Regions from separate parts of the Mus musculus genome. Here regions 1, 2, 3, 4, 5 and 7 are each linked to region 6. A link is a loop called in an ENCODE intact Hi-C map of the cell type or tissue named here. Cell type or tissue: heart. All regions are shown on one strand. Links, peaks and the distances in the headings refer to the core of each region. The heading gives the core; the rest is flanking DNA. Region 1 has its middle 9.4 kb from the start of C730014E05Rik. Region 2 overlaps Adipoq (adiponectin, C1Q and collagen domain containing). Region 3 overlaps St6gal1 (beta galactoside alpha 2,6 sialyltransferase 1). Region 4 overlaps St6gal1 (beta galactoside alpha 2,6 sialyltransferase 1). Region 5 has its middle 26 kb from the start of Rtp1. Region 6 holds the start of St6gal1 (beta galactoside alpha 2,6 sialyltransferase 1). Region 7 holds the start of Eif4a2 (eukaryotic translation initiation factor 4A2).

Region 1 (4,423 bases), core at 174-4,173, 59 kb before region 6:
CTAGAACACATTAAAAAAAAATCAACCATGATAAACTGGTTTCGTGCCAGAGATGCAGGGATGGTTCAATATATGTAAATAAATAAATAAATAAATAAATACAATCCATTACATAAAAGGATTGAAAGAGAAAAATTCCCATGATCATCTCATTAGTTGAGAGAAAGAAAGAAAGGAAGGAAGGAAGGAAGGAAGGAAGGAAGGAAGGAAGGAAGGAAGGCAGGCAGGCAGGCAAGCCTTAGACAAAATCTAATACTTCTTCATTGTAAAAATCCTGGAAAGATTAGGCATAAAAGGGCAAAGCTCAACACAATAAAGAGAATTTACAGCATGTCCACAGCCAATATCATCCTAAATGGAGAGAAACTGAAGCATTTGGGGGCAGGTGACCTGGTAAACAGCATGCCTCCACGATCTCTGCTTCAGTTCCTTCCCAGACTGCCCTCCCCTAGCAACTCTGATCAAGACGGGCTGGCGAGCTGAAATAAGCCCTTTCCTCCCCTACTTGCTTTTGGATCATGGTCTTTATCACAGCAACAAGAAACCAAACTCTGTCCCTCCATCCCTTCGTCCTACCCCCCCCACCCCCCATCCCCCCTCTCTCTCCTGAATATTGGGACGATTTCTCAGGTTCTTAGTGGATTAGATGATGTTTTGTTTCTTTACAGGGAGGTCTCCTTGTGTCTCCCAGGTTGGCCTTCATCTGCCATGGTGGCTTGGGATTTTGTGTTGGAACTAGCACATTTGGGTATTGTGAAGCAAGACCCTGGCTTCTCTTAAAATCCTCAAGTAAATGTGCATATTTGTGTGAGCAGAGTTAACTGGCTTAGGCTCAGATTACACACAGTGTCTCATCCTCCATGGGTGTGGATCCTTTGTGAATTCCTGCTTTGAGACCGGGTAGTTACTACCTTCTGTGTTCTGTGTTTCCTGCGTGGCATTTACTCTGGGACTTGGTAGCTGAGTCTGCGACCTTGGATCTATTCTGCATTTGTGCAGCCTGGAACTAAGTCTAGGAATTATGTAGGGACCTCTACAGAGTGAAAAGAACCCGTTTCCAGCAAGCTTCCTGGTCACTTCCTGGCATTCTTCAGCTCCCAGGACCCTCCCTTTCCTGATTCTTCTGAGGTCTGGTGCTGTTTTGTGTAACTATGGTTGGTTTGGAGTAAAGTTCTTAGAGAGACGACAAAGAAGCCTTAGGTTGTCTTGAACGGTTTGAAAGCCATCACCCTCCCTCTGACTCTCTCTGGTCCCAGGGCAAGCTTTCTTTGGGAGCGGTGGAAGAGTGCCTGCAGCATCAGGAGCTTGCAGGCAGGAAAGAGTGGCAAGAAAGGCAGCCGTTTCTATTGGCATTCCTGGTGCAGAGGCTACTTTTCCGGGCCTGTTGGTTCGCAAAGGTGATTTCTGGAGCTTGCTTGATGGTCTGGAATACGCTGCTTCCGAGTCTGATCTGCCTTTGGCCTAAGTCGAGAAGCTGGAAAAGACAAACACACCCAGAACGCTCAGCTGGGCTATTTCTTCAGCTTCCGGCTTCAGTCCTGGCTGCCTACCTGTTCACTTTTCAGGCGCTTTCGGTGTTTGCTGTGAAAGGTTTATTTCTCTACAATGGTTGGGCAGACACGCATGAAGCTCTACCGGTAGCTGAGACATTGCTGGCATCGGATAGCTGATGGGCCATTGGGATCCGTTTTCTTCGAAGGCGTTGCCCCTGAGAGACTAACCATGCTTCAGCAGACGATCCAACACGCAAGCACATGTTGCGTGACGCACTAAGGACGCACTAAGAGGTCGCAATGGGTTTTATTTAGTACAGCATAGGAAGTTGGGAGACAAAAATGATGGCGGGTATAGGGGAGGAGTTAGACGGAATGGACTAGGGGGTTGATTTGATTGAAACAAAGTATATGCACTTATGAAATCCTTAAAGGAAAACAGATGACTGTGGTTCAGTTCGTGGTCAGGGTCATGGCTGTGATGTGTGAGCACCTGCAGGAACTGCTAGATGCTGTCATATTTCCTTCAACCTCCTGGGGGCAGCCTCCTAGAACTGCTTTTCCGGTACCCTTAAGATGCCCCATGATTTCCTTCTCCTAAAAGCCTTTGAACGGCCTCAAGTGGGGACTTGAAGTACGCCCCGCGCTGGTTTCAACGTGCACTTCCAGCTCCTGTTGAGATTTAGTTGCCATTGTGAAAAGTAGTTAAGAGGCAAAGCCATTAACTGGTGCCTGTTCTAATGAAAGGATTAACACGTCCACCCTGGGAGGCCAGTCTGCCTTTTTCTCTTTTGCCTCGCTGCCATGTGATCGCTTCAGCAAGGAGGGCTTGGCCACACACTGCTGTCATTTTTTTTTTTTTTAACTTTATTTATTTAATGTATGAGTGCTCTGTTGCATATACATCCGCCTGCCTGAAGAGGGCATCATATTCCCCTATAGATGGTTGTGAGCCACCATGTGGTTGCTGGGAATTGAACTCATGACCTCTGGAAGAGCAGCCAGTGCTCTTAACTGCTGAGCCATCTCTCCAGCTCTGTTGTCTTAATCTTAGATTTCCCCACTCTCCAGAAATTTGAGCTAATAAAAAATGTTTTGAAGCAGTTTGCTCGAGAACCTACATTGGCCTCCACCTGGAGGTCTCCTAAGTCTCCCAAGAATGGGAGTTACAGTTGTGTGCCATTATGAATTACGATTTTCTATGCCTTTTAAATTACCCAGGGTAGAATTCTGCTATAGCCTCTCCAGACAGACTGGGTCAGCCAGATTCTTCCATGAGTGTGGATCAGAACACACTATGCAGACTTAAAGCTCATAGGTGGCCATCTTCTACTATGCAGTATAGGAAAAAGAAGCTTAGCTACAGAGAAATAAATGAGGGGAGGAGAGATGGGGGAGAGGGAGGATAGGGGAGGAGGAGGGAGGGGGAGGGAAGAGAGGGAGGGAAGGGAGAGGAAGGATAGGGGAGTTCCCCTTGATTTCTGAAAGCTCCCCACGTTTCTCCTCAAGAGTCCTTTGACACACAGTTCCTAGATTTTTACAGTTACTCTTTTGAGCTTAGACTAAGTTTCTTATTTGCATCCAATGACATAGGGCCAGGAACTGTTCTGTGCCTGTGCCCAGGGATCAGTCTGAGGTCTTCTGAGGTCTAGTCATGCAAAAATATTTGTTAATGGATCAACAAAGGCACTATTATTAGGCTGTCACAGGATAAAATAAAAAACTGCCATTTCCCATTTATTTATTAGCCTTCAATTACCATCTTAGAAACCTCTGTGAAACTTTCCATTTCATCACTGGCTTACAGAAGCCATGTATTCATTTAGCAAATATTTATTCGGCATCTCATATGTACAAGACATATGACAATGAAAAAATATCAATAATATTATTGAAGTACCTAAAAGGTATTATTTTATTTAATCCTCATGGCACTTTATAAAACATCACTGACCAAGTTGATCTATCTGAAAGCTGGGTGTAAGAGAAGCTAACGTGTTCAAAGCCACAGCTCTTAGACAGCTTAACAAGGAGCAGACCCAGAGCCCATGTAGACAAGAGGAAGAATCCCAATGACCGTTTTCCTGCTGGCTCTGAGACATTTGGGGCACAGGTTGTTCACAGGACCTTTTGCTTGAATGTTCACGGTCTTGTGGAAAAATTCTTGCCTTGGGAAGTGAGTCACTGAGTTTGTCTTATGACAGAGAGTCTGGCTGTTAACAGGAAACATGAGGAAATGTCTTAGCCATCGTTCAACTGGACAAGTTCTGAGGTCTTAGGTTCCTTGTAGTAGAATACAAGGACAATCCAGGGAGTGTCTTGCAGGGGGAGCTTGTTTAAACCAGCTGAACGAGGCTGAGTCAATGTTAAGGTTACTTTACTTTAAAATAACCAACAAAACGTTTTAAATTATACAGTGCATAAAATGTAAAAATAAGAATTAAAAATAAAATACAGCTTCCTTACCACAGAGAAAGTGAATCTGAAGTGGAGAGGAGTCAGGGTAAATGTGGCCCCATTAAAGCTGCTGCATGGGAAGGGTGACGCTGATTTACACTGGATTTCCAGGTTAGCCAGGGCTGCGGAGCCAGCGAGAGATTTGCTGAAAAGAAAGAAAGCAAAGTACCTGATGGGTGGGATAGTGCGATAAACAGCTAGCCTTACCTGGGTACAAAACCACAGCCGACGAGGGGGGTTCACTCCAGACCTAAGATCAAGCAGCCAAGTTAGAATAGACTGCTCTGAATTAGAGTCTACAGTACGGGAAGCTTACGAACTCCACTTATTACAGTTCTTTTCTTAGAAGGGCCTGACCGAATGTGCAAACAGTTCAGAAAAGTCATTTGCAATAGGGCTGGGGATGTAGCTCAGTTAGCAAAGTGCTTGCCTAACACACAGGAAGTGCTGGGTTCAAGTCCCAGCACTCATAA
Region 2 (4,423 bases), core at 317-4,316, 73 kb before region 6:
ACTGGCTGGGGGCGTTGACCTCTTCTCTCTCTCCTTGTAGCCTAATCTCTGCCAGTCCCAGAGGAAACTCCAGTCTTGAATTTCACAAGATTCTGGATGTTGGTGCTAAAATGCCAGCAGGTCAAAGAGGAATTTCACATCCCCTTCACTATACAGTGGTCCTGAAACATGCAGCCATCCCTCTGCATAACTCATGTGTGGTTTGCTAGGAAGGCCAGTGGGTCATTGGATGACATGTTCATTTTTTAAACATTTTGAGACAGGGTTTCTCTGTATAACAAATAGCAGAGCTCTCTCTATCGACCAGGCTGGCCTCAAAGTCACATCGATCAGCCTGCCTCTGCCTTCCAAGTGCTGGGATTAAAGGTGTGCACCACCACGCCTGGTCCTACCTGGTTGCTTCTTATTTTGGCAGAAATGACCAAACCTTTCCCTCTCCCAGATGTCTCAGCTGTCGGTCTTCCCCTTAAGGCTGTGTGAGTGAAGTGAAACTCAGCAGCTGTCCACAGTGGGTTGATACGTTAATATTTGTTTACTTTCCTTCTCTCACAAACGTGTACGGTATTTTGTAAGTTTGTAAACTACTCCGCACTTTCTGCCAACTGGGTCTTATGATATTATTGTGAAATCACATTTCTAGGCAAAGAGCATAAAGCCAGGGAGGCAAATAGGGGCAGAATGAGGAGGGGGCTGGCAAGCTAGGCCATTGGATTGACAGTCTCTGGTCTCTCACCCTTTCCCCATGGGGAAGGGTACTAAAAGGCAGGGTATGTGACGGTAGTATGTTTCTCTTCCCCGTCTGTGCCAGAGGTTATCTAGCCAGGACTCTACTTCCACGGGTTCTGTTGGATCTAGATTATCACTCAAGCACCCAGCAGCCCCAGTTCCTCACCCCTAAGTCAGAGCAGTCCTAAGTGACAGCCATTGCTCACTGGCTTACTCCAGACACCCCCCTAGGCATGGTTCATGGAGTCTGTCGCTTAGTCTTCCAACAAACACATAAAGGGCAAAACTGATTGTTTGTACCCGAGCATGCATCTTTTTGAGTAACCCCCCCCCCCAGTATTGTCTCCAAAACGGCTGTGGTTATTCAATGAGATGGTGGAACAAAGGCTTTCCAAATGCAAAGCATTATACTGGATCCTTGCTGTCTACCTCCAACACCTATCTACAATGTTTCTTTTGTAACATGCTCTAGCTGTAGATTCATCTCTTGCACTTGGTTCCATTCAGTAGTGTTTCCTTATAGAAACAGAAGTCTTTCAAAGTCAGAGTGCAACATTTGCTTTGTCTACATAAAGAACAGAAACAATGTGGAATATTTTTTTTTTTAAAAAAGAGGCATTCTGTGTTGTCCTTCATGGGTATCCAGACCTGACTTTACATCCAGAACTCGGTGAAAGAGAAGCCTTCAGTGAGATCTGTCCTTATCAGCCAAAGGCTTAGGGGCTGGAGAGAGAGCTCAGCAGCTAACAGTATCTGCAGAGGAAATTTCACAAAGAACCTGGTTCACAACTGTCTTTAACTTAGTTCCAGGGGATCCAATGCCTTCTGCCCTCCGTGGGTACCTGTACATAGGTGTATACCCCCATGAATATTCAAATAATTAAAAAATAAAAATAAATCTTTAAAAAGAACAGCTAAGGGTGTGCAGCGCTTAGTACTTCAGTCCCATGGCACTCGGGGAATCCCAGAACAACCATACCTGTAAGTAGAGAAAAGCATTAAGGACATGGAGGCGTGGGGGAAGAATGTGTTTTTAGATGAGAAAGATTATTGGTTTTTCAGTAGAGAGAGAGAACTGAAAACTCTAGAGTTCTGTCTCTTCCTTCCTCCCCAGCATTAGGGATCTGTTTTGAGCTACCCTTTGTCTTTGGGGCCCTCCTTACCTGCCTCCATTTCAAGCATTTTGGTGTCTTTCTTATTTCCCCATGGAAAAGATTGGTGCTTCTTAGATTCTTGAGTTGAAGTTTTCAGGAATATGATTGCTGGAGCTGTAAGAAGGGCAGAGTTGACATAAGACACACAATATTAAAAGTCTCAGAGCAATGGCGGGCAAGATGACTCAGTGAGTAAAGATGCTGAACCTAATGGCCTGAGTTCATTCCCCAGGACACAGTTGGTAGAAGGAGAGAACTGACTTCCACAGGTGTTCTCTAACTTCTGTGGGTACACACACACACACACACACACACACACACACACCACACCACTACACACCACACACCACACCACTACACACCACACACACACACACACACACCACACCATACACACACACACACACACACACACACACACACACACACACACACACACACACACACATTAACCAACCAACCAACCAACCAACCAACCAATAGACTGACTGACTGACTGACTGACTGACTGACTGTGATAAGAAAGTTCCAGGGCAAGCTCTGCTTCATTTTCTTTGTAGCAGTTTCTGAGACTGGGTTTTTGATCACTCCAGATTCAGTAGATGGCGACAGAGGCACTCAGAGACATTATGAGCCAATCTAGGGCAGACTCCTGCTCTCCAAGAGCAATGCTAGGGCAGTTGTTTCTGGCTCACTCCTCCCCACACCTGCCAGTTCCAATTTGTGTACGGTCAAACTAGAATTGGGTATTTAAAGAATGATGCTCCAAGGCAACAGGGAGTGCAAGGCTGAATTTAATCAAAGGCATTTAAAATGATCTTATGCCACAGTTTATAGCACCATTAAAAGAAAGTCACAGGTACAGCAAAGAGTGATATTATATAGAGAGAGTGAAAATACAAACCAGGGTAATACCAAATCCTTCCAAGAATAAGAGCTGTTTATTGCTTGGAATCAAGGAAAATGTCAACAGAACTAAGCAAATAAAGGACAGACTCCCTGTACACCTGGGAATGAGGACAGACAGACAGAAGGATGATCTGCACCTAGAGGGCAAGTCACAGCAGTGTGACGTAAGAAGACAAAATGGTGACACACGCTCACACAATCGCCTGCAGAGATGTTAATAAGGGACGGGATGTAGCTCGGTGGCAGAGCAGTTGCCTCGAAGAGATGAGTAGAGAGGCCCTGGGTTTGAGTCTCAGCACTGTGGGTGCAGAGAACAATAACCTCCACATAAAACCAGCCAAACGTTACAGGAACTGGGCCCGCTGGTACACCCACGTAATCCCACATCAGGGAGGCCAACGCACGAGGAGTACCCTGAGGGTGAGGCCAATTTGGGCCATAGACAAAGGCTCTATATTAAAAAAGGGTAAAGCTTAAAAAGAAAAGTCTATGTAGTGGTGCTTGTTTTGTAATCCCAACACTTGAGAGGTGGCAATGAGGCCATCATGACTTCAAGGTCATCTTAAATCCAGTGATGGAGTCTTTGAGGCTTGACTGGGTTCCATGAAACTCATTCTCAAAATAGTGCTCCCCCAAAAGACCCCAAATCAAAACATATCCAAGGCACAACAGTGCAGAAGAAACACTTTGTGACCCCAGTAAATTAACTGACAGGAACTTAACGAGGATCTTAGAAATGACTGAAGAATGAAGATCATTTATTTTGCTCACTAAATTTAACAGTTAAAACAGATGTTTTCTTTTGCTTTTGTTTTGGTTTTTGGTTTTTGAGACAGAAAATCCATATCACTCTGACTGTCCTGGAAGTCACTATGCAGACCAGGCTGGTTTCAAACTCACAAAGATACACTTGCCTCTGCCTCCCAAGTGCTGGGATTAAAGGCTTGTGTCATCCTGCTTGGCTAGTAGTACACTTTTTAAAACTGAGACTACCCAAAGCTGGCAAGAGTAATTCAGCTAGGCCTGCTTATTTTTTTCTTTGCTGTGCTGAGGAAGGAATCCAGGTCCTTGATTATGCGAGGGCAGTGCCCTGCTACAGAGTGACACCCTCAGCCCGAGATAGGTCTTTGTGTGCATACACTCATGTTCTCTTGGGTGGCAGCATCGTTTCTTGTAATGTTGGTATGTATGTTAAATGACTTTAAAGAGAGGCTGAGAGAGAGACAGCTCAGCAGTTTAGAGAGCATGTTACTCTTCCAGAGGATCTGAGTTCGGTTCCCAGCACTGAAAGTGGGCAGCTCACAACTGACTGGTGCTTCACTCCTGTACACAGATCACACACACACACACACACACACACACACACACACACACACTCGAATGAAAATAAAATTAAATCTTTTTAAAAGACTTAAAAACGTTTAGGTGGGCTGGAGAAACAGCTCACAATTAAGACCTTGCACTTGCTTTTCCAGAGGACTCAGGTTTGGGTCCTAGTACCCACATGGTGCCTCACAACGATCCATAACTCCAGTTCCAGGAAATCCTCTTCGGGGCCTCCTTGGGCTCACACACACACACACACACACACACACACACACACACACACACACACACACACACTTTCTCTCTCT
Region 3 (4,423 bases), core at 271-4,270, 110 kb after region 6:
CAGACAGACAGACAGACAGAGACAGAGAAAGACAAACAGACAGAGGCAGAGTTTCATCAAAGTGTATGTCTTGTAGTTGAGGTAGGAGAAGAGGAAGTCTGCTAAAAGGAATTTCAAACACAGAAAACCTTTGTCCCTAAGGAATGTATCGGCCTGTTAAGTGAACCAAGGGAAGAAGGTAATTTTAACAATGAAAGTATCTTAAGAATACAGTAACAAGATGGTATAATTATAGTTCAGTAGCCTACAAGAGTGGCTTTCCACAGTGTTGGGATTTATTGGATGCCAGTAAATTCATACTGTAGCCAAAGCTACAGTGGTTCCAATGGCAGTAACTTACCAGGTAATTCCTGCTTTCTTTGGCAGCCCTAGCCAGAGCAAACGTGGGTTCTTTTATCCTTATCTTAATTTTTAACATTGACTTTCAAGTCACACATTTCATATCACACAAAATATATATCTGTCTATCTATCTATCTATCTATCTATCTATCTATCTATCTATCATCTATCTATCTTTCTATCATCTATCTACTATCTATCCATTTATTTATCCATCATATAGCTACCTATCTCTATCTATCTATCTATCTATCTATCTATCTATCTATCTATCTATCTATTCATCTATCTATTTATATATCATCTATCTATCTATCTATCTATCTATCTATCTATCTATCTATCTATCTATCTACGTGTGTATGTGAAGAGGTTGAAGAGTGACTGAAAGAACTAAATGGCTATTGCAGGGGTGTTCATAGGTTTATGAAGGCCTACGACGGGGAAATTGATAGAAATGTAAGGGGCAAGATATCAGTGTTAGGCTTCAGGGTCAGAACTGAGCTATAGAGTCTAGTGGAGCTGTATAGACAAAAGGGCAGGAGCAGGTCAAGATGAATGAACAGGCAGGTGGGCAGGTCTGGGTGGGAGAAGAGAATGTAGGTAGATGGTAATTCTGTTAGACTATCAAAAGCAGGACTAAACCAAGCTGAACCCTGGAGAACAATGGCGAGATCTGCCAGTTGGTCCTTTGACATGCATACTAGGGTGGTCAGCAGCTGACAGGTTGCTGGGGGTCACTGCCACTGTAGTTTTAAGTGTTTGCCTCGCTATGATCTAGTGTATCCAGTAAGTTTTCTGGTCTGATTTACCTGATATGCCTTTAAGATACCTATGTTATGCCCTTCCTTCTCAATTCACTCTGATAAATTGACAGGGTGGCACCCTTCCTACTCCCAGGAATAAATCGTTCATCAGTCTGTGCATGTGAGTGGTGCCGGACATGTCCACACTGGTACAGAGTCATCCTCCCTCCTCAAGATGGTGTCAAAACCTCCTTGAGAATGGATTCTCTCAGGATGGCACAGACTGATAGACCACTGTTTTACACAATGCAGGGTAACTTGGAGCAGGGCACTGGCGTTTCTATTCTTTTCATGGTGTAGATGAGATGGAGCTGAGTAAATTTAAAAACCAACACAGGTAGAAAGGAAGCCTCTGGGGAGGTGCCCAGGAGGAAGCCCCCCCCAAGCCTGTCTCCCTCCTAGACCACCACTGTGACCAGTAGAGATGACACTATTTTGGGACTTATAGGTCTTAGGTGACTTAGAGCTTCAGGTTTAAATGGGAAACTGGTTAATTTGGGTCAATCTGTGCTGTTAGCATCTATAAGCCCCCACTTCCCATTCTTAACTCCAGGACACGGCAGCTGTGTACACAGTCCTAGATTAGTCTAGATAGAGATCAGGTCTTGCTAATTGCTGTTTGTTATCACAGGGATAAAAGCTCAGAGTAGATGGCCAAGGTCATCACTACACTTCCTCCTTATTGTTAAAAGCAGCTTCCTCTCTGGCAAAGATTTTAAAGCCCAGATCTCCCCCTCTTTACCCTTTTAGGAGACAGATATTGAAAACTAGTTCATTTAAAACAGCATAACGGGACATTTGACTTCGTTTTATTATTACTACAAATACATGAGACATTCAGTTTACAAGGAGAAAATGCTGGGGCTAGAGAGAAGACTCACTGGTTAGCAGTGTGCACTGGTCCAGTAGAGGACCCGAGTTGGGTCCCCAGCATCTATGCCAAGTGGCTCACAAGGGTCATCTTAGAAGACGCTGAGCTCTGAGGGCTCTAGTGCTCATGCACACACACCTCTAGATGCAATTTAAAATGATAATAAATCTTAAGAACAAGAAAATATTTACTTTGGCTCCCAGTTACATGAGAGCCTGTGCTGAGACAGCACGCCATTGCTCACTTTGTGTACGGGACTAGAGAAAGGGGAAGTCCAAGTGCTCTCTTCCAAGACTCGTTCCTAACAAACAAAGGCATCTCACTGGGCTATCCCACCCTTCAATGTTAGTCATAGGCAGGGAGGAGATTCTGGCAATGGAACACTCATCAGAAGCATCTTGTTAACTGACCCAGCCGAAGAGAAAGGGAACTGGACTGGTTCGCATCAGCTTCCAGCAAGCCCAGGCCTTGAAGTCATTTGGAACAGTTTGTCCACAGCTGATTTCTAGGTGGTATCTGTCAGCAAGGTGGAAATCTGCTAAATCAGATATAGACTAGGGATAGAAGTTAAAGTCAAGAAACTTAAAGGAAAAAAATATTACATTTGTAGCTTTCAGGACCCTAGTCCTGGTGGTTAGGGGAGGAATCCCAAAGTGGGGGGGAGTTGAGTTGGGGAGGGAGTGATATAGGCACAGACAACTAGGGTGTACTTATCTAGAGTCTGTTTGATCTGTGAGAGGTAGATCCAAAACGGAACGACTTCCACAACTCCCTGAAGTATTTTTGATTTTTTTTTTTAGTTTAAAAAAAGAGATAAAAATTTTAGATTTGATAGCGTTATCATTGTTCACAATCCGCACTGAAATCCACATTGTAGAAAAAGCAGCTAATTCTGTAAACAGAGTAGAAGCATGCTTATGAGCTAGCAGAAGCGATGGGTTTGCCTTAAAAAGTATGGACATTTGCTTCTCTGTCCAGAGGGCTGGGTACCCAGATTGAGCCGAGATGGTTTTAGCCCGGTCAGAAGCAGACAACCAAAGGAAACGTCAGATCTTGAGCTTGTGACTAGTAATGGTAATCCGTGCTTTACCAGTTTATCAGAATTCCGTTAATCGATGTTAGAACTCTGAACTTCTGAGATCTTAGTATAACAACAACATCATAGAAGGGGACGGAAATTTGAAACATTTTGTATTCTCTCATTTTTTTCATATATCTTAAATAACTTCCTAAGGCCTTCAGAACTTACACAATATTTTACATCCACAGAAGTTGCTTTCTTAGACCCCTGTAACTTACATAGACTTCACATCCCTTTCTTTCCGATATAAATCATTTGACAGAGACATAAGTAGTTATTACTGAGAGCTGTGACTGCAGATGGTAAAGGGGGGAAGGGGATGTTGATATCATTAGACTACTTCCTGCTGATTGGGGCACCAAGTTCCTTGGGGCATGTCTAATCTTCATTGTCAGGATATCTCCAACCAGCCAATAGCAGCAGCAAGGGCAGCAGCTGCTGCCACCTCTCTTGGGGCTGAATATCCGAATTGGTATTCTTTTAGTATCAGAATAAAACTTTGAGTCATAAATACAGTTCACAGGGACACTGGGAACTTACTTCCCCAGGCCTTCCATGGCGCACCATTACAGATTGTCACAGTTCCTTAGGTGACTCTTATCTAAATAGCTAACGATTAACAAAGTTGGCACAGACTAAGAGACTAGGCGTCCATTCTTTGGTCAGTCTCTGTCAGCCTGGATAGTCCCTGGTTAGGAAGACATTCCATGGTCTCTTTGCCAGACTGCTTAGGTCACTGACTTACTGCATCCCATGATAGGAATATTCTAGGTTCCTCTGTTTGGTGCTGATAGCTGCAGCTCTAATTCGTTAGCCATTCATTCATTCATTACTTATTTATTTGAAGATTACATATTAATAAACTGGGCCGTGGTGGAGGACATTTTTAATCCCAGTACTTGGAGGGCAGAAGCAGGCAGATCTGTGTGAATCTGAGTCCAGCCTGGTCTACAAAGCGAGTTCCAGGTCAGCCAGGGCTGTTACACAAAGAAACCCTGTCTTAAAAAAACCAACCAAACAACCAAACAAACAAAACAAAATGAAAACAAACAAACAAAACCAAAAAAAATCCCCAAAGAGCATATTAGTCGACATCTAATATAAAGCATTTTAGAAACTTAAAATATGGGCTGGTGAGATGGCTCAGTGGGTAAGAGCACCCGACTGCTCTTCCAAAGGTCCAGAGTTCAAATCCCAGCAACCACATGGTGGCTCACAACCATCCGCAACAAGATCTGACTCCCTCTTCTGGAGTGTCTGAAGACAGCTACAGTGTACTTAATATATACTGATGAGTGTTCCATTGCCAGAATCTCCTCCCTGC
Region 4 (4,423 bases), core at 138-4,137, 63 kb after region 6:
GGATGTTCCAGCTTGGAACTAGGAGATGTTCTCACTGTTCCAGCTTGGGCTAGAGGCTGCCTCCACAGGCATTTGATCAGCACCTTAGGGAAGACTCCAAGGAACACTTCACAAAGGAATCTGCACTCCCCAAATCCTTGGGGTTTCTGTGGTCACTGCTTGATTAGCCTTTGTTCAGAACATATCTTTTGTTTGTTTGTTTGTTTGTTTGTTTGTTTGTTTTTTCAAGACAGGATTTCTCTGTGTAGCTCTGGCTGTCCTGGAACTCACTCTGTAGACCAGGCTGGCCTCGAACTCAGAAATCTGCCTGCTTCTGCCTCCCAAGTGCTGGGATTAAAGGCGTGCAGCACCACTACTGGGCCAGAACATATCTTTTGTGAGTCTCTTCTTGTGAACAGCTAGTCTGACTCAATTCCTAAGCAGCCATTATTATACCCCAATGAGCCTGACAGTTAAAGACTTTTTAAAAATATATGCTTTCTCCCACTTCTAATTCTAGTTCTGTTATTTGTACCTTTTTCAATCTAAGTGAAGTCACTTTTTATTTTCATATCAGCATGAAAGGAAGGTCTTATAAGCTGGAAGCACAACAACAGTACAGTCTTACAGAACTGTAGATACCAGCCCATGGGTATCCCATGGTGATGATCACTGCATCTTAGACAATTCAGACGTGTGTGTGGTGTGTGTGTATTTGTGTGTGCATGTGTGTGTACGTGTGTGTGTATGTGTGTTTGTGTAGGTAGTGTATGTGTGGTGTGTGTGTGTGTGTGGTACTGTTTTAGAAAACAAAGGGTGTCCAATGAAGTAACTACTTAAGTAACTACTTAAGGCTCCATCTCTCCCTCGCAGTGTGCTGAGGAGATGGGCAGGACTGTAAGCTGTGACTGTTGTGTCACTTTCTGTGTGTGGCCTTTGGGAAAAGCACTCACTGTCTGGGAACTTCAGTGTGCTCAGAGGCAGAACCATTTGCCTGCAGGCCTTTAGTAAATCGCTGGCACCATCCTTTGTGTAAATGCTCCTTACTGTGATGGTTAGTGATCTGATCATGATAAGGGCGTAATGATAGTTACGAGTTCTCTGCTCCCATGTGGGTAGGCAGTGCTGCATGATCAGAGTGTGCGCGAGTCTGGGCCAGTCTGCAGGCCCATTCTCATCTGCATGTTTCTATGTGGGCATATATGACTATCCTCACCACTAACGTTGACTGTAATTCTAGAGGCCTAGTATAGCCACCCCTCCTCTTCCTCTACCTGTTTTTACTTTAAGTATGTTTTTACTTTTACTATGCAGCCCAGGCTGGCTTTGAAATATAAATATAAACGTGCTGCCTCAGCAGTAAGAAGCTGGAGGGGTGGGGTGACAGGTGGTACCACACCTGGCAGGAACAGGATGTTTTGAGACAGGAGTTCCTACATCCACCAGTTCCTCTGTGAAAATAGCTGCGGTTCGAACCACACATGTCACAGGTGGTACTCCACGCACACACAAGAACTGACCATGCAAGTCCCTGAGTGGACTGTGAGAGAAGCTGGAGGAGCCTGGAACAGCACAGGCAGGGGGGGGGGGCCTGAGGCCAGACACAGCTCGCCATACACTTTATACTGAGCAGCCACCACTGCCTCCGGCACACTGGTCAAATGCCAGGGATTCTACGATTGCTTGCTGGGACCTTGGCATCCTCTTCTTTGTCAAAGTGTGTGGCCTGGAGTCCTCCCTGTTGTCTTTGCTGGTACCCTCCACTTTTCAATTTTGTTGCGAGGCTATTTCTCCAGGAGCTCCTTCAGGCCTGCCTCTTTCCCAGCACAATGTAGTTTAACAGGCTTCCCGCAGGAAGGTGGAGATGGATTCTTGGGGGAAGATCTGTTTTTAGAGACCCCAAATGTAGAAAATAGTATGAATGTTCAAGTGACACTTTTAAATCCTGTCTAGAGTCCTTTGCAGTTTATCATGGAGCACCACGTGTACAGTTTGTCATCAACAGAATAAAGTCTCATGACCTTTCGTTTTGTAAATGACAGAGCTGTGCCTCAAGAATGCAGCATTAGGATGATGGTCAGTAACCATGGTAGAGAGCTGGAGCCCCTTCGTGCAGGTCTAGTTTTCTTTCTGGTCTCCATCATGTGTCTCTGGGTGGTACGCTGCAGCTGGAAAGGAGAACCACTCACCCAACACAGCAATGGTGACTAAGCTTTCCATGCTCTGAGAATGCTGAGCTGTTCTTGTGGACAGTAAGCAGGGGGGAAGAACAGAGAAGGAACTAATAACTCTGAAGATGTCACTCTGTCCCAAGCCTGTGCTCTCTGACGGCAACAGCAAGCCACGGATGTGGGCTGTGTTTATGTTGCTAATTTGCAATAGCCTCATTATAAAGTTTTTTTTTAAGGTGGGTAAAATTAATGTAGATAATGTTTTATTTAACCCAATGTGTTTGGAATATTACTTTATTACATGATCAATGTAATTATTATTAACCAGGTATTTTCGATTCCTCTTTCCATGGGAAATCTTGGAATTCTGGTGAGCACGTTGTTCCTGCTAGCACACATCAGTTTGAATAGCCACACGTGGCCAGGGAAAACAGCATGGCACGTTCTTAGCATTTTGCATACATGGCTTCTCATCCCTCAACACCATGCGCAGAACTGAACTAATTACCTAGTAGCTTAGGAAATGGAGCCTCATAAGGTAAGGTCAGTTGACGCCAGTCACAGGTGGGCTGAGAAGGGCTGGAGCCAGATCAGCCAAGGGCTGCCTTCTGCTCCCTTCTCTGCAGTCTGTAAACCATGGAAGTTTGCTCTGGGCCCAGAAGACTGGGGAAGGTGGGCAGAGGCTTTGGTGTTGCTATAGAACCTCTGAGGGGGTTGAGCTGTTGGTGGTGCTGTAGAGAAAATGCCCATCGGCCGAGCCTGGGTAGCCAGTTACCCAGCTGTCCTTCAACCTGTTGGAAGAAGCAAGGGAAGCCATTGCCTTTAAGGGCATTCGACAACGGTAAAGGACCTGGGCCCTTAGAACAGCTTTTGTTTTGGAAATTAGATGACATTCAAGGTTGAAATGACTCAGTGATGCCAGGCCAGGGTGATGTTGGTGCTGAATGGACGTGCTTCTGCGTCAATCCCTTAGCATTATGATGCTCAGTTGTGAGCCGAGGGAGGGAGACTGTGGAATCTCAGCATCCCGGTGCTATGCTGTGGTTTTGCAGGATTCCCCCGCAACCACGGACCGAGAGAGCACCTCATGTGATGACATTATCCTGTTGGTGTTGATGAAAAGCTCATGTTGGGTTTTTTTTCCTCCCATTTGTTATAAACGTTTTCCAGCTAGGTAGTGTTGGTGATAGACTAGCAGTTTCCTAGGAGGATCTAGAATTCTGTATTATAATTTGCTTATTTCTGTGGATATTTAAGTTGCTTTGATATTTGACCTCAGTTTTGGTGCTATAGCGTGCAACCGTCCACTCATGATCTTTTTGACCTTTGAACTGTAAATTATAATAAGCACTAAGTCTTTGGATTTAGCACCCAGAGAGCGCTCAGGTTTTTAGATGTTAGTTGGGCGCTACTTAGCTTCCCTACCTCTGGGTGACACTCGGGCTTTATTAGCAACAGGTATGAAAACTTTATGCCATGTTTTATCCAGTTTAACTGAAGGACAAGTGTCTTGCACTTGTGGGTCCTTTGCCACATTGCTTTTTAGTATCACCAGAATAACTTAACCACTGATGCTGAGACCACTGTTAGCTGGGAGATGCCCTTTTCTCCAGAAACCCAATTAGTCAGTTCCATCTTGCAACTGACTATAGGGTCATCTGACTGGTAATGGTGTGACCCTAGGTGAAGCCTCAGCCTTCCACGGCTGCACAGAAATAGGGCAGGACTTCATTCCAAATTCTACAAACCTTAGGAAAGAGGAGGGGCTGTCTGTCTGCTTCTGTGGCCCCATAGCCTATGGCTCTGACACGGGCTTTGGAGGCACAGATGGAAGTCTTTGGATAGATTATTTACTCTGCTTTTAATCTCATTTTTCCACCCCTCTAAATAGACATAAGAGAGAGTGTGGTAGTTCACCCGTGTAATTCCAGAACTCTTATGCTGAGGCTGTGAGTTTAAGACCTGGAATGCATGGCCACGTTGTGTCTCAAAAATAAAATAGTAAAATAGACGACAGTAGCGTCTCTACGTATACCATTGTTGTAAGGGTTTCATTGTTCATACAGAAAAGTCCTAGTAACAATGCAGTCACAGGCTCCGCCTCTCATCCAATGCTCTCTTCTGATTGACGTCTGTAAGTAGGATTGTAGCGCTTGTTTTCATCAAGGTGTATGAGTGAGGAACCATAGTCAGAGCATTTAACACCACAACCTGCATGCCAAAGGCCCTTGCTGAACACAACAACAAAAGGACACCCATTCTCAGTTCTTTAT
Region 5 (4,423 bases), core at 185-4,184, 180 kb after region 6:
CAGATAACTGCCCTCCCCCTCCTCCTCCTCCTCCTCCTCCTCCTCCTCCTCCTCCTCCTCCTCCTCCTCCTCCTCCCCTTCCCCCTCCTCCCCTTCTTCCTCTTCCACATAACACATAGTAACCAGCAAGAGTCTCCCACTATCTTCATGCTCTTCCCTACTCCTGCAGCCCTGGCAATAACCAGGCTGCTGCTCCCCCTTCCTGCTCTCTGTGCTACTCTCTCTGTCCCAGAAAGGCAGCCATTACTGACTCCCCCAGATGCCGCTGGCTGTTCTTTCCCTTATCTACAATACCACCTTCCCCCAGTAATGAATCAGTCACGTTGACAAGGTCTTCACTCTACAAGGTCTTCACTGTCCTCCTCAAATACCAACGCCCACAGGCGTTCTTCTTATTTCCTTAACCTCTTCTTTCCTTCTCCTAGTCTCACAAGGAAGCAAGCCATTACAGATTGTGGCTGCTGGGAAATCAAGGAGGAAGGGAGGTGGAGGTGTTTGTAGGTTTGCCAAATGAGAGTGAGTGAGAGTGGGAGAAAGCGCCAGGATTCTTTGTTCCCTCCACTTCCTGCACTGTCTCCCCCACTAAGAGTTAATTCAGGGGCAGGTTGGTCACCTGGCCAAGGATCTATCCCTCAGGAAGAATTGGCCCACCCTAAGCCAATAATTATCCCTTTACTGAGGCAAGGCATGTTTTCTTCCCAGACACCCCCCACCCCCACCCCACCCCAGCACGGTCTCCTTCACAGTGCAGCCATACAGCTCTATAAGTCTGAGTTACTCACACAAGCGTGACTTTGCTTTTCTTCTTCCTGCCCCCTCTCTAAGCATGCTTTTCCTAATGGTCTGGGCTTTACTTTTCTAATGCTTTGCTTCCTGCCAGGTGGTCGCTTGCCCTCCCTGTGTCTGAGCTCCATATCTGTTTAATTCAAACAGCATGGCTGTGCCCTTCTCCATTCTCCTCTGGGCAAGATTTCCAACTTGCTACCTTATGATTTTCCTTCTAAATTCTAATAAAATTGTCCTGACATTTTTATCTCATAAAGGTCCATGATTCACCAAAGAATGATACCCAGGACTCAAATAGTATATAAAAGCAAAGAGTGTTTTATTCTGCAGAAGTCCAGAATGCTGGAGTCTCCTGTTCCAATGTGGGGATGCCCATGTGAGTTTGCAGGCCCAATTTAAAGTACATCAGGGAGTCCCGGGGAGGTGTAGGTAGGTAACCTCTATCTCTTGGCTCTATCTCTGGGGACATTCCAGAACCATTGCTGGGGAAGTCTGAAAACTGTTCCCGAGGACATCTGGAAAGTGATGCTGACCGTGTCCTTACCTCAGGGCCAACGGCAGGGTAGCTTCTGAGGTCTGGACTTGCCCGGGTCTTGGAAACAGAAATTTAGGCCTAGTCTCCTGTTTGAAGCCAGCTTGAAGCCTGCCACGGAGTCAGCGTGTCTCAATCTGACTGTTTTTAAAATTCTTTTTATCAAAGAGACCAAGACCCACTAAAGGGGGCCCCAATTTCCCTTATTTTAGCAGCAGTGTTACAGTTTGATGTAAAAGATGTGAGTGTGAGAGAGACAGAAAAGACAGACAGACACCAGGAAATGCACACATGTTTATTAAAGAACAGTGTGAACGCCTTCTGATTATGAATCCTTCCCCTGCCAGGCTGTTGTCCGCCACCACCACCCGCCCCACCCAGCATGGATGGCATTCCTGGGGGAAATTTTAATTCTTTGAGTCCTTTGTTTGAATAGGGTGGTATATTTATAATGTGTGTGTGTGTGTGTGTGTGTGTGTGTGTGTGTGTGCGTGTGTGTGTTATATCTGGCAGCATGTTGTGAGGGTCTTCCATGCTGCTGCTTGCAGCTATAGTTCTTATTTTCACTAAAATGCACTGTAATTTATACTTTCTGCCCAACTCCTAATTATGGTTGTCCAAGTTCCTGAAGTAAGAGCAGAAACTGCTGCCCCCTTGTGGCCTGCGGTGGTTATAACCTTCTGAATGGTTGATTTCTTTCTAAATCAACTGGCCCCCAGGCAGCTAGAATTTCAGGATGCCTGCTTGTTCAAATTACATCTAGAAGGTTAGGAGGTCACATGACTCAACTGGAAGGAACGCTCCTGTGAGATAGCTTTTGTTTACAGGAGGAGGCTCAGTTCCACCTCATTCTGGTTTCTATCATCTTATCAGAAGGAATTTGGCACAAGATGCAGCAGTAGGTGCTCCGGTACTTACCAGAGCGTGCAAAGACAGGATCAGTTACTGTGTGGTGAGGTCATACAACATCCTATTCCAAAAATAGAATATAGAGGGACATTTATCATCTATGCCTGTTTGCATGCTCACACATGTGGGCACACATGCATGTGCATGTATGTGTGTACATGGTTGTGAAGTCTTCCTCTTCTATCTTATATATTAAGGCAGGTGTGTGTGTGTGGGGTGTCTCACCTGAAACTCAAGCTCAGCGAATGAGCTAATCTCGCTAGCCAGCGTTCTCCAGGAATTCCATCTTTCACTTTTGAGTACTGTGGTTACAAGGCAGCCTGACATACCCACCTGGCCTTTATGTGGGTGTTAAAAATCAGCACTTGGATCGTCCTGCTTTCACAACAAGAACTTTATCTACTGAGCCAGCACCTCAGCCTGTTATGTCTCTTTTCCTGGGTGTTTTTCTTCCTTTATTTACCTGGTAATATTGAGGGTCAAGTGTTCCTGGCAGAAGAATAAAGAAAGCAAAAACAAAACCAACCAACCAACCAACAAACAGAAACAATAACAATAACTACCTGGCAAATAACTACTGCAATCTATTTGTTTTGTTTATTTATTTCATTATTTTTTCTTTTATGGAAATATTTTTTTTCATACAATATATTCTGATGACAGTTTTCCCTGCCCCTATACCTCCCACTTCCTCCTGACCTCCATTCCTTCTGGATCCACACAGCCATCTAAGGACTAATAGTAAAATAAAATAAAATAAAATTGCAATCTACTTTTATGTGTACAAGAATGATTTGTGGAAAGCCACACACACACACACACACACACACAAACACACACACCAACACCAGAAACACAAGTGAAACAACAATGAAGTCAAGGGGAGGGGAAACAAAGTCAAGGGGAGGCCTGGGGCTTGAGGAGGGGGCAGGGTACGACAGGCCTTGAGATGTTAAGGGGTTGCAGTGTTTGAAGAAAATGTCAGAAAGGTGCTCATGGATCAGCAGAATTAATACAGTAAAAAGGGCCATCCTATCCAAAGCAATCTACAGATCAATGCAGTCCCTACCAAAAATCCAATACAATTCTTCACAGAAATTGAAAGGGAAAATTTCAGTTTCATATGGAAACCTAAAAGAACCCAGGATAGCACAAACAATCCTGAATAATCAAGTCACTGCTGGAGGTCTCACCATCTGCAGTCTCAAGCTGTACTAGAGAGCTGTAGTAATAGAAGCAGCGTGCTGTTGACACAGTATCAGACACATAGACTGATGGAACCAAGCAGAAGATCCAGTCACAAATTCACATATGTATGGACACCTATCTTTTTTTGACAAAGAACCTAGAAATACACAGGGGAAAAAAGATAGCATCTTCAATAAATGGTGCTGTTCAAACTGGATGGCTGCATGTAGAAGAATCCATATAGATCTATACTTACCACCCTGCACAAAACTCAACTCCAAATGGAGCAAAGACCTTAAAATAAAACCATATACACTGAACCTTGTAGAAGAGAAAGTGAGGAATAGCCTTGAACTCATTGACATAGAAAACTCCTTTCTGGATGAAACACTGATAGCATAGGGACTAAGAACAACAGTTAATGGGACTTCGTGACATTGAGAAGCTGCTGCATGACAAAGGACACCGTCATTTGAACAAAGTGGCTGCCTACAGATGGGAAAAGATTTTTATCAACTACCCAGAAAACCAGATATCAAGACAAATCAAGACAACAAACAACCCGATTTAAAAAAAAAACAAAAAACAAACAAACAAAAAAACAGGCTACAGAGCTAAACAGAGAATTCTCAAAAGAAGAAACTCAAATGGAAGAGAAACAAAGAAATGCTCAACAGGGATGGAGGGATGGCTCAGCAGTAAGAGTACTGACTGTTCTTCCAGAGGTTCTGAGTTCAATCCCCAGGACCCACCTGGCAGCTCAGAACTGTCTGTAACTATTGTCCCATGGGACCTGAAAGCCTCTTCTGGTATGTAGATGTACATGCAGGCAAAACTCCTGTTTCATAAATAAATCTAAGAAAAGAAATGTTCAACATCCTTAGTCATCAGGGAAATACATATCAAAACTACTTTGAGACTTCATCTCACCAGTCAGAATGACAAAACAAGTAACAGCTCCTGCTGGAGAGGATGTGTCAAGCGCTCGTCCATTACTGGGGGGAGAAC
Region 6 (4,423 bases), core at 225-4,224:
ACCTATATTCCTATAGCCTGCAGCTCTATAGCCCCCAACCAGCATGATGAACTACATTCCTATAGCCTGCATCTCTATAGCCCCCGACCAGCATGATGAACTACATTCCTATAGCCTGACAATCTATAGTCCCCGACCAGCATGATGAACTATATTCCTGTAGCCTGCAGCTCTATAGTCCTGAGATATAGTTCAACATTTTGTCTCTCATTGCAGGTCAGAAGGCCTTACTGATGAAAGAGCCACTTTGGAAAGCTACCAGATGGTGATGCCCCTGCAGTTTTTCTGGGAATATCCCTACATGTCTATTTATCTGTTCTAGACCCCCCCCCCCCCCAGGGCTTCTTTTTAGGTTTGCCACAGTGTGTGGGTATTATCAATGTGGCAAGTTCAAAACCCAGAGTGAACCCCTTCCCTTTCCCCCCCATTGACTGGTTAGAGTTCTAGAAAATAGAACTTAAGAGTAGATGCTGTATCCCATTTTAAAAGAGTCTCTTTCCTATTGTATGGTTCTTAGTTCTTAAATTGAGTGGAAACAAGAGGGAGGTTGAAAGAAAGGATTGAGGCTTTCAATGAACGTGAGGGATACTGAGATTTCTCAAGGGCCTGGGTGACTTAATTTCCTCATCCACAAGTGGGTTTAACACCTTACTGTGTATAACACTGAAACCAGCACTGTGTCTTTGGTGATTCTTGTCTAGATGCCTTTTCTTCATTTCCTGTGTCAGCGTCACAGTTCAGGTGCTTAAGCGATCTCCACTGTCTGTCAGCTCCCAAGTCAGTCTGAGATTCTCACTTAAAGTCCTCGCTCCTGTTTCCATCTTCAAGAACCGCGACCGAAGAATCTACCTAAAGCACAAGGATGCACTGTGAGCCATGCATTAAAATCGTTTAATGGCCTCTTAATGTAGAACAAAATCTTCGACTTTCAGTTAGCACCCTTTCAGAAACAGTCACCCGGGGTCTGCTTTCATTGGCTCACAGCAGAGTGCACTATTATGAGCATGCTCAGTAGGCTAGACTCTACGTTACTTGCTCCACATAAATCATTTCGTGTAAACATGATCCTTAGTGCTGTCTTCTAGCTCTCCATGTTGCAGAAGAGGAAAGAATGGCCCAGAAAGACTGTGGAACTCACCCAAGAACAAATAGCTTCTTGGCCACAGAACTGAATTCACTGTCTGGCACTTTCTGATTTGGGTCTCTGGCTCCAGAGCAGCTGGGGGAGGGTGAGCAGCTAGGGGCTCAGAATCAAAGGATGGAGGAAGACAATCTGAAAGACAGGTGCTGGGGAGGAGGCGGCAATCTTTTCTTTCCCAGGTTGGTGGTGGGAAGCGGCTATCTGGACTTGAAGAGAACGCTCTGGTCCTGGCTCCAGCAATCTTACTGTAGAGGCTATTTTGCTACACAGAAAACCCAGACCAGCAATTTTCTGCGTTCTTGGAGCTCTATTTGATTCCTCTCCCAGCTCAGAGGTGGATATTTGGGATGTGATTACTGCCTCAGAGTAGTCAAATCTCTTCTCTAGGATAGAAAGGACCGAAGGAGCGGCCAGATGGTGGCTTCCAGTTCTCTTACAGAGGAAAGTTTTCAGTCTTTCGGAAGTGGTCTGTGGGTAATCAGAGATGGTCAGACTGCCAGACTGCTTCTTCAACAAGATGTTTCCTCCTGACTTCTCCAGCAGCCGTATCCTAAGCCCAGTGGAAGGAAGGTGCCCGGCTGTCTTTACCTTTGTAACCGGGTCCTGCCTGCCTGCGTACCTACTGTGAGAGTTCCAGGTCGCAGGACTCCAGAACATCTAAAAAAAAAAAAAAAAAAGTTTGACAAGGCTGTGTACAGGATACACTTAATGTTGGGGGATTTTTGTTAAACTCTAAATACTACAGTCTAAGATGTATGTGTCCTACATAAAAATTTGAGTTTTCACAGGGGTTAAATGACTTGTTTGATCAGGATCACCCTGTGCAGAGCCAGGACAAGCACTCTGGTAAGAACGTTTTCGCCAGATAACACTGAATCCAATCCATCGGGACACGCAGGGGGTGGGGGTGGAGGCAGCATTTGGGCTTCCTTGCCTGCCGCATTGCTCCGCCCCAAAGGCTTGCTCTTTGTGGACAGACTGCAAGATTCCCTGCATTACGGGGAGCCCTAAGCAGGCACCTTTAACCTTGAGCCTGCTCGCTAGCGACCTCCAGAGGGCCAGGATGGTTTGGGACCGGTGTGATAGAGCACTTTTCTAGTTTTAACGACTCTATTTGCATAACGGAGACCAAGCGTCCTCCCGCCGGTCTGCCGTGCTTTTCTTCCCTCCTTCCCGGTCCTCTGTACCCTCATCTGTGCTCCCTCTCTGCTTCCCAGAAGATCCGTTCTCAAGGGGACTCACTCGGAGCTTGAGTCCCGGGCTCTTCTCCCTCGGCCCGGCAAGATCCAGAGGCACCTGGGGGAGTGGAGTTGAGCGCCAGCCTGGGTTGGGGAGCCGCCCTGGCACTGCCCGACCCTAACAAAGGGAATCGGACTGCGCGCCGTGCGAGCGCTCGGTGGGCTCAGCGACCGCAGCCGCCTTCCCGATTGAGAGAGCTGCAAGTGAGTAGGGGCGAGGCGGGCGGCACGGGTCTGAAGAAGGAGTGCAGGGGTGCGCTGAGAGGCAGCCCTAGCTGCGGGAGTAGGAGCCGCCGCCCCGGGCTGGGGATGTCTGTCGCGGGTCCAGGGGAGGGACCGCCTTGGCCTCCCCTCCCTAATCCCCCACCCCCACCCCCACCCCCCGGCACGCCAGCCTGCGCACCCATAACAAACCCACGTGTGCGGGGACGCAGGAACCTACACTGCAGCGTCTGTATTGTGTAAGGCGTTGACTCGCGGAGTGAGGGTCTCTTTAGATCTTGCCCACTTTGGTAACAGAGCAGGAAAACAAGCCCGGTGGAAGGAGAGGGGGAGCGCAGGCACCACAACAAACGCACGTGTGCCCCGGCTGAACCTCTTTTGGTCAGGTTATTGTTCCAGCCAAACCAACGGGTGCGGCGCTTGGAGGCCACCTACTACTGCTGGAGAGGTGGGGACCTTTCGCAGCGGTGCTCTGTGAAGGGACGGACTAAACCTGTTGATTTTTAAAGGAAAAAGAAAATACAAACAAGAAAGAGCCGACAAAAAGCCCCCACCCCACCCACACGTATGCTTCACCCATTGGCACGGGTTTGGAGGTGAAACCTACAAGCCCTCATCTCTTCTTCGAGATTTTCTTAAGAGTCGTGGGCTGAACTAAGGATCTGTAGGGTACCCTTCTAAAATAGACCCTGCCCGACACACCATTGTCCCCGTGCACTGGCGACTGCCCCTGTTGGGGAATCTCGAGCGCCTCCCTAGCTTGCTGAAAGAATAGTTCATTTTAACAAAATCCACCAGTGAGGTCTTGGGTTTTGCTTGCTCTTCGCCTGGGAGCTCCCTGTGGCTAGACATTTCAGGTGTCACTGGCCCTGGCCACACAAGGCCAACGGGGGCCCCTCGTCTAGACGGGGACGTATCGGAGGCTCGCAGAGGTAGGTCCACTGTTTGCTGTGCTTTCCCCTTAACTTTCACTCTGCTCACGCAGCCGGATTTTTAGCGTATTGAGGTCTGGGCTTGTCAGCTCTGAGGAAAAGTTGAGGACAGGAAGGGGGCGGTGAACGGATCCTAGGCGACCTGTGCAGGAGTGACAGCATTTTACCAATCTGATGCTGCACCTCGAGTAGTCCCTGTGGAGACTAACCTGTCTCTGAAGACAACTGGACAGCCTTCAACCGTGTACCTTTGTTATTGAAAAAATCCAGGCGACAGCTAGGGAACCTTTTTAATTTTACAGGCAGGAAGCTGAGGTCTGAGAGTTCAGCCCCTTGGGTCTTCCAACTGCTCGGCCTTCATCCAGAGGATTCTGCGGTCGGCTTAAAAGGCAGTAGCCTCAGGCAGGGCGGAGTGAAACAAAGAAAATAATTCAAATTGGAAACTGCGCCCTTCCATTATACCTTTCTAGAGTTCTCTGTTTTAGTGGAGAAGAGGGACTTAGCATTTCCCCCACTTCTCAGCCTGTCCCGCTTCATAACTTTGCTCTGCTCTCCTGGCTGCCCTCTTGTTCTCAAATTGAACTAGGGCCAACTGGAGAGGCTTAGATGTTTTGCGGGCGCTAAGAAGCCTTTGTTCGGGCAGAAGCTGGGGCTGTTGACATCAGCCCCGCTGGGAGGAGAGTGTCTCTTGTAGTCAGCTGCTTCTGAGCCCCTCAGTACAGAACGAAGCATTCTTTTCATTGATTTTATTTAATTAATTTATCTATTATGTATGATTCCCGTGGAAGTGACTGTGCCTTTTGTGTTTAGCAGAGAAGCAGGCAGAGGACAGTGAGATTAGTTTCTCTAAAGCTAGCTAGTTTGTGCTTGGAGGCTTTTCTCTCCATCTT
Region 7 (4,423 bases), core at 96-4,095, 120 kb before region 6:
CATGGGGGATGGAGACTTTGATTTATTATCTTCTAATTTATTATTATTATTATTGTCATTTTTTTCCAAGACTGGGTTTCACTATGTACCTCTGACTGTCCACTATGTAGACCAGGCTGGCCTTGAAACTCATAGAGATCCATCTGCCTCCATGAGTGCTGGGATTAAAGACATGTGTGACCATACTCAGACTATACTTTTTAAATACAAAATGTCTTCCACAGTTATAGTCTAAAGGTTAGCCTTAAATATTTCCTCTTAAGGGACTTAGGAAAATCCTCAGGGCATGTAATGACAGTACTAACCATAACGAAAACATCTGTTAGGCACATGTAGTCTTCCTCAGAAAAACTGAACTTTGTTGAGTTTCTTAGATCAGGAAGTATTATTTATTTTTATTTTTATGGCAACTTTGAAAGAGACTCTACACAGGATGGCCAATCCATTTTGTCACTCACTCACTTGTCCCTTGAGGCAAGGTCTCATTATATAGCCCTTGCTGGCCTGAACCCTCTAAGACTTGCAGGGATCCACGAGCCTCCACTTCCTGAGTGCTAGGGTTAAAAGTCCATGTCACCACACCCGGTCTCTATTTTGTCATCATTTTGTAACAGTTTCTGACACAATAACTTCCAAATAAGTACAGGTTTTATTTTTGAGTAAGGATAGCACATAGGGCTGGCAAGATGATTCAATGCTGGCCTTAGGGCATGCTGACCTAAGTTCCATCCCCAGGACCCACTTGTGGGATCCAAGTAGTAGGAGACGAATCAACTCCTAAGAGTCGTCCGTTGACTTCCACGCGCTGAGGTGCACACTCAATAAATAAACAAATACAATTTAATCTAATTTAATCTTTTTAGAGCCAAATACTTTTCGTAAATTACCAAACTGAGCCTTTTCCTTCTCTGGTTAGTCAGTCTTTGGTCTTCTGAATTAATGAGAAAAATTTTTGAGTGTTCAGGATACTTTCATATTTTAAAATTCAAGGATTAAATATCTTATATTTTTTTGCAAGGGGCTCGAGTTGTGGCTGACTGGAAACGTCTAGGCTTATGCAGCCATGCAAGTTTATTACGAGCAATACGAACTATATTGTCTCAATTTCAGTAAGGCAATATTAGATGATTAAAATCGTTTTTGTTTTTTGTTTTTGTTTTGTTTTACCAGAAGAGACAATCAGCTCTTGAAGTGCTAGGGCTGAGTCTGCCAGAAGCACCCATTTACATTTCTGTGTTACAAAGAATGACAGGTCCTTTGCACAAGTTGGTAGTGATTCTATCAGTCATTTCTCGCACCTGTTAGGTTGAAATTATTAGCATTATTTTTTAAGCCAGAGCTGAAGACGACCGACCAGAAAGAGATGAAAATCGAATCACCACCCTAGGGACATCTGTTAATGATACTACACACTGTGCTTCTCGTCTTACAAAAATAGAACTGCAAACTGGATTTCCTAGGATGTGCTGGGTGGCCGACATTTTCCGTGGCAGGGGTTTCACACGTTCCAGATCTGAATGGATATTAAATGGCTGGGCGAAATGCCAGGTAGCCCTTTCCTGTCACATTAAACAGCAGTGAGAACGGGCGGGGTAACCCTATTCTGTTCCGGCACGGAACGCGGTGGCTCGGACCAAGGGCACGCTGACGCGCAGGTAGCCCGGAGCTGCGTCCTGGAGACGCCGCCCGCCAGCGAACAGCGCCACCGGCTTCCGCCCTAAGCGCCCAGGGCTCCGCCGGCCTCTGCGGCAGGGCCGCGGAAACCCCGTAGGAGCAGGGCGGCCGAGGAGCGCGGCGCGCGGTCGCGCTGCTGCAATATTCTTCCGCCGAAAGCAAAGAGTCCCAGACCCGTTCCCGATTCGTGGATCTCCGGGAACGCTGTAATACCAAGTAATAGTGAAATGTGGATTTTGTCATCGACTCCTGTAGGGCTTCACCTCCGGTAACAAACTCCAGGAGTACAATTTTGTGGCTTCCGAAAGGGGAATAAGGAAATTCCTCCGCGAGAAACGGGTTCCGGCCGCGAGCCTATAAAAAACGGGCGGCGCCGTCCGCCTGTCTTTTCAGTCGGGCGCTGAGTGGGTTTTCGGATCATGTCTGGTGGCTCCGCGGATTACAACAGGTACGGCGCTCCCGGGGCGGCCGGTGGCCTGTAGTCAAGGTCACTAGGACCCGCGTTGAGGTGGGTTGCTTGGCGGCCACACTGCAGGTATGCGGGCTTTTTCTTAGGGCACACACTTCTCCTTGTGCCCTTCGAGAAGCTTCCATGATGGTAAGACTCCAGATGTTGGGGAGACAGGACGGATACAAGAACGGAGTATTAAGGATGCCCTTTCTTAGGACACATTGTGACATCTTGGCTGCTGCCCCTCCCCGTACGGGATATGGCAAGCGGAGCCGTGGCGCAGACTGCTTAGGGGCGGGTAACCGGGACCCGAAGGTTTATTGGCGGCCAGTGGCGCGAGCTGGCGTTCTTAGGGTTCTGTCGAGATGGGAGATTGGACGGCCAGGGGACGATCACCCTGGACCGTGAAACGGAGCGACGGAGCCGTTGGCATGGACCTGCCTGGGCCTTTCGGCGTCAATCACGCCGGCTTGCGCAGAGTTAGGGGCGGAGCTCGGCGCGCGGAGCACTCGCGAGAGCTTCGCTTCCCAAGCGGGAGGGCCTGGTCCTAGGGCACTGAGTAAAGGGGCGTCTATACTTAGGGGTCCAAGTCCCAAGCTGTTGGGGAGGGCGAATGGCGCTTCGCAGCATTGCGGCCGGTTTTGAGGCGTTTTCAGCAGAGCACAGGGGCGCGGAGGGGAATGAGGTACGGGGTGGAAGGGCCCTTTAAGGGTCTCTGCGTGGCTTGGAAGCAGTATGTCTAACTGCAGTGTTGTTGTCAGCAGAGAACATGGCGGCCCAGAGGGAATGGACCCCGATGGTGTCATCGAGGTAAGGAGTGGGTGTGGACGTTAAAGGTTTGGAAAGGTACATTTTTTTTTCATGTCTTATTCATAGTTTCATTATTAACTTACAGAGCAACTGGAATGAAATTGTTGATAACTTTGATGATATGAATTTAAAGGAGTCCCTTCTTCGAGGCATCTATGCATATGGTTTTGAGAAGCCTTCAGCTATTCAGCAAAGAGCTATTATCCCTTGTATTAAAGGTAAAACTCTATTGCCGTTAGGATAAGTGCTCTGCACATACATGGACCGGAAAAGGGAAAGTGACCTTTGGGGAAGTACTAGCACCTGATTGTATTCCTTAAAGTGAAATGATGGCAAATCATCTTTCGGGACTGACCTGAAATGAAGAGAATACTCTTGCTGATCACTTATGTGGGCGTAACTTTATGTTCCAACTGGAATACATGGTGTATAGTAGAAGTAACGATTTGATGTGGGATCGGTAAATATGTATCCTACTTTTTTTAGGGTATGATGTGATTGCTCAAGCTCAGTCAGGTACTGGCAAGACAGCCACATTTGCTATTTCCATCCTGCAACAGTTGGAGATTGAGTTCAAGGAGACCCAAGCACTAGTATTGGCCCCCACCAGAGAACTGGCTCAACAGGTATTGATAGTGTAGTTCAAAAAACTGCTTGCGTGTTGCATAGGTTTCAGGTTTCACAACTGTGAAGAATTTAAAATTAAAACGTATAAATTGTCCTAGTCCTGTGAGAGCCCCCATTTTAATTGTCCATGCATGCAGGGAGTTTTGTTGAAAGCTAAGCAGGAAATGGGTATTGTAGGTATGACTTTAGGGATTGATTGCACCTCAACAGTTAAACCCATAGGTTTCTCAGGGTGGATTATATCTGTACCCATTTAAAATTTGGAATGCAGTTGTGCAACATGAAAACTGCAGTGACATGTTAAACATTTGACTGTCTCAGTAGTTTGTGATGCATCTGTTGCATGCTATGTTTTCAAAGCACTGCTATATTGGCTTTGAAGTAATACTTCCTGATGAAGCTGCAAGCTTTATTCGGGTCAAGATTATAAGGCTCAGTGCCTTGTGGGAAAAAATACCAATATTTGCCCTTAAAAGCATTTCACTACACAGTGGAGAATGTAGAAATTGATTATTTACGTTCCTAGTTGGTGTTTGAGGTAACAAGGTCCCAAGTTTAAAAAGAGGAGGGAGCATTAAGTTTAAGGTGAATTTTAAGCTTGAAATTAGTAAATTTTGTGCTATGCATGCATAAAAGCTGTTGGCATATATAATAGTGCAATTATGCCTTTAAGCTTAGTCTTAGACCTAGGTTTTATAGAATAACTACCATTTTTGGCTTTTAGATCCAAAAGGTAATTTTGGCTCTTGGAGATTATATGGGAGCAACTTGTCATGCTTGCATTGGAGGAACAAATGTTCGAAATGAAATGCAGAAGTTGCAGGCTGAAGCCCCTCACATTGTTGTTGGTACTCCAGGGAG

Evidence for each region. Peaks named below come from ENCODE experiments on the same cell type or tissue, not always from the same donor. Only the 100,000 strongest peaks of a DNase experiment are listed, where the experiment ranks them.
Region 1: it touches region 6 in a loop (2.5-fold over the local background); 21 of 42 quality-filtered maps call a loop at or near these places.
Region 2: a loop joins it to region 6, with 6 times the contacts of the local background. A loop is called at or near these places in 18 of 42 quality-filtered maps.
Region 3: it touches region 6 in a loop (2.1-fold over the local background); 3 of 42 quality-filtered maps call a loop at or near these places.
Region 4: it touches region 6 in a loop (1.8-fold over the local background); 15 of 42 quality-filtered maps call a loop at or near these places.
Region 5: it touches region 6 in a loop (4-fold over the local background); 17 of 42 quality-filtered maps call a loop at or near these places.
Region 7: a loop joins it to region 6, with 2.6 times the contacts of the local background. A loop is called at or near these places in 2 of 42 quality-filtered maps.

What each region holds. Positions count from the first base shown.
Region 1 is chr16:23,163,628-23,168,050 of GRCm38, forward strand. No RefSeq gene overlaps it. Among named protein-coding and RNA genes, the nearest start is that of C730014E05Rik, 9.4 kb to the right of the region's middle. In heart, for the core only: a CTCF peak has its summit at 2,043 (motif pointing right); DNase peaks (open chromatin) are centred at 1,004 and 3,644; H3K27ac peaks cover 345 bases.
Region 2 is chr16:23,149,099-23,153,521 of GRCm38, forward strand. The region is part of intron 1 of Adipoq (adiponectin, C1Q and collagen domain containing); the gene reads left to right. Among named protein-coding and RNA genes, the nearest start is that of Adipoq, 4.8 kb to the left of the region's middle. In heart, for the core only: a CTCF peak has its summit at 2,495; a DNase peak (open chromatin) is centred at 2,503.
Region 3 is chr16:23,330,590-23,335,012 of GRCm38, forward strand. All of the region lies in intron 5 of St6gal1 (beta galactoside alpha 2,6 sialyltransferase 1), which reads left to right. Among named protein-coding and RNA genes, the nearest start is that of Gm30814, 6.1 kb to the left of the region's middle. In heart, for the core only: no CTCF peak of the experiment used is centred there; a DNase peak (open chromatin) is centred at 2,362.
Region 4 is chr16:23,285,289-23,289,711 of GRCm38, forward strand. All of the region lies in intron 2 of St6gal1 (beta galactoside alpha 2,6 sialyltransferase 1), which reads left to right. Among named protein-coding and RNA genes, the nearest start is that of Gm30814, 39 kb to the right of the region's middle. In heart, for the core only: no CTCF peak of the experiment used is centred there; a DNase peak (open chromatin) is centred at 2,193.
Region 5 is chr16:23,401,420-23,405,842 of GRCm38, forward strand. No RefSeq gene overlaps it. Among named protein-coding and RNA genes, the nearest start is that of Rtp1, 26 kb to the right of the region's middle. In heart, for the core only: a CTCF peak has its summit at 1,989 (motif pointing left); a DNase peak (open chromatin) is centred at 1,992; H3K27ac peaks cover 558 bases.
Region 6 is chr16:23,222,647-23,227,069 of GRCm38, forward strand. It overlaps St6gal1 (beta galactoside alpha 2,6 sialyltransferase 1), which reads left to right and starts at 2,094. Exons shown (of 8, transcript NM_145933.4): 1 at 2,094-2,583. BC106179 (cDNA sequence BC106179) reads right to left here and starts at 2,838. Exons shown (of 3, transcript NR_152126.1): 1 at 2,822-2,838; 2 at 1,139-1,798; 3 at 1-849. In heart, for the core only: CTCF peaks have their summits at 2,185, 2,385 and 3,354; DNase peaks (open chromatin) are centred at 2,095, 2,755, 3,475 and 4,165; H3K4me3 peaks cover 2,521 bases; H3K27ac peaks cover 3,174 bases; H3K27me3 peaks cover 453 bases.
Region 7 is chr16:23,105,699-23,110,121 of GRCm38, forward strand. Eif4a2 (eukaryotic translation initiation factor 4A2) reads left to right here and starts at 1,770. Exons shown (of 11, transcript NM_013506.3): 1 at 1,770-2,122; 2 at 2,890-2,935; 3 at 3,021-3,153; 4 at 3,422-3,561; 5 at 4,287-4,423. The coding sequence starts at 2,094. Snord2 (small nucleolar RNA, C/D box 2) reads left to right here and starts at 3,255; the gene lies at 3,255-3,322. In heart, for the core only: a CTCF peak has its summit at 1,701; DNase peaks (open chromatin) are centred at 1,703, 2,053 and 2,553; H3K4me3 peaks cover 2,956 bases; H3K27ac peaks cover 2,658 bases.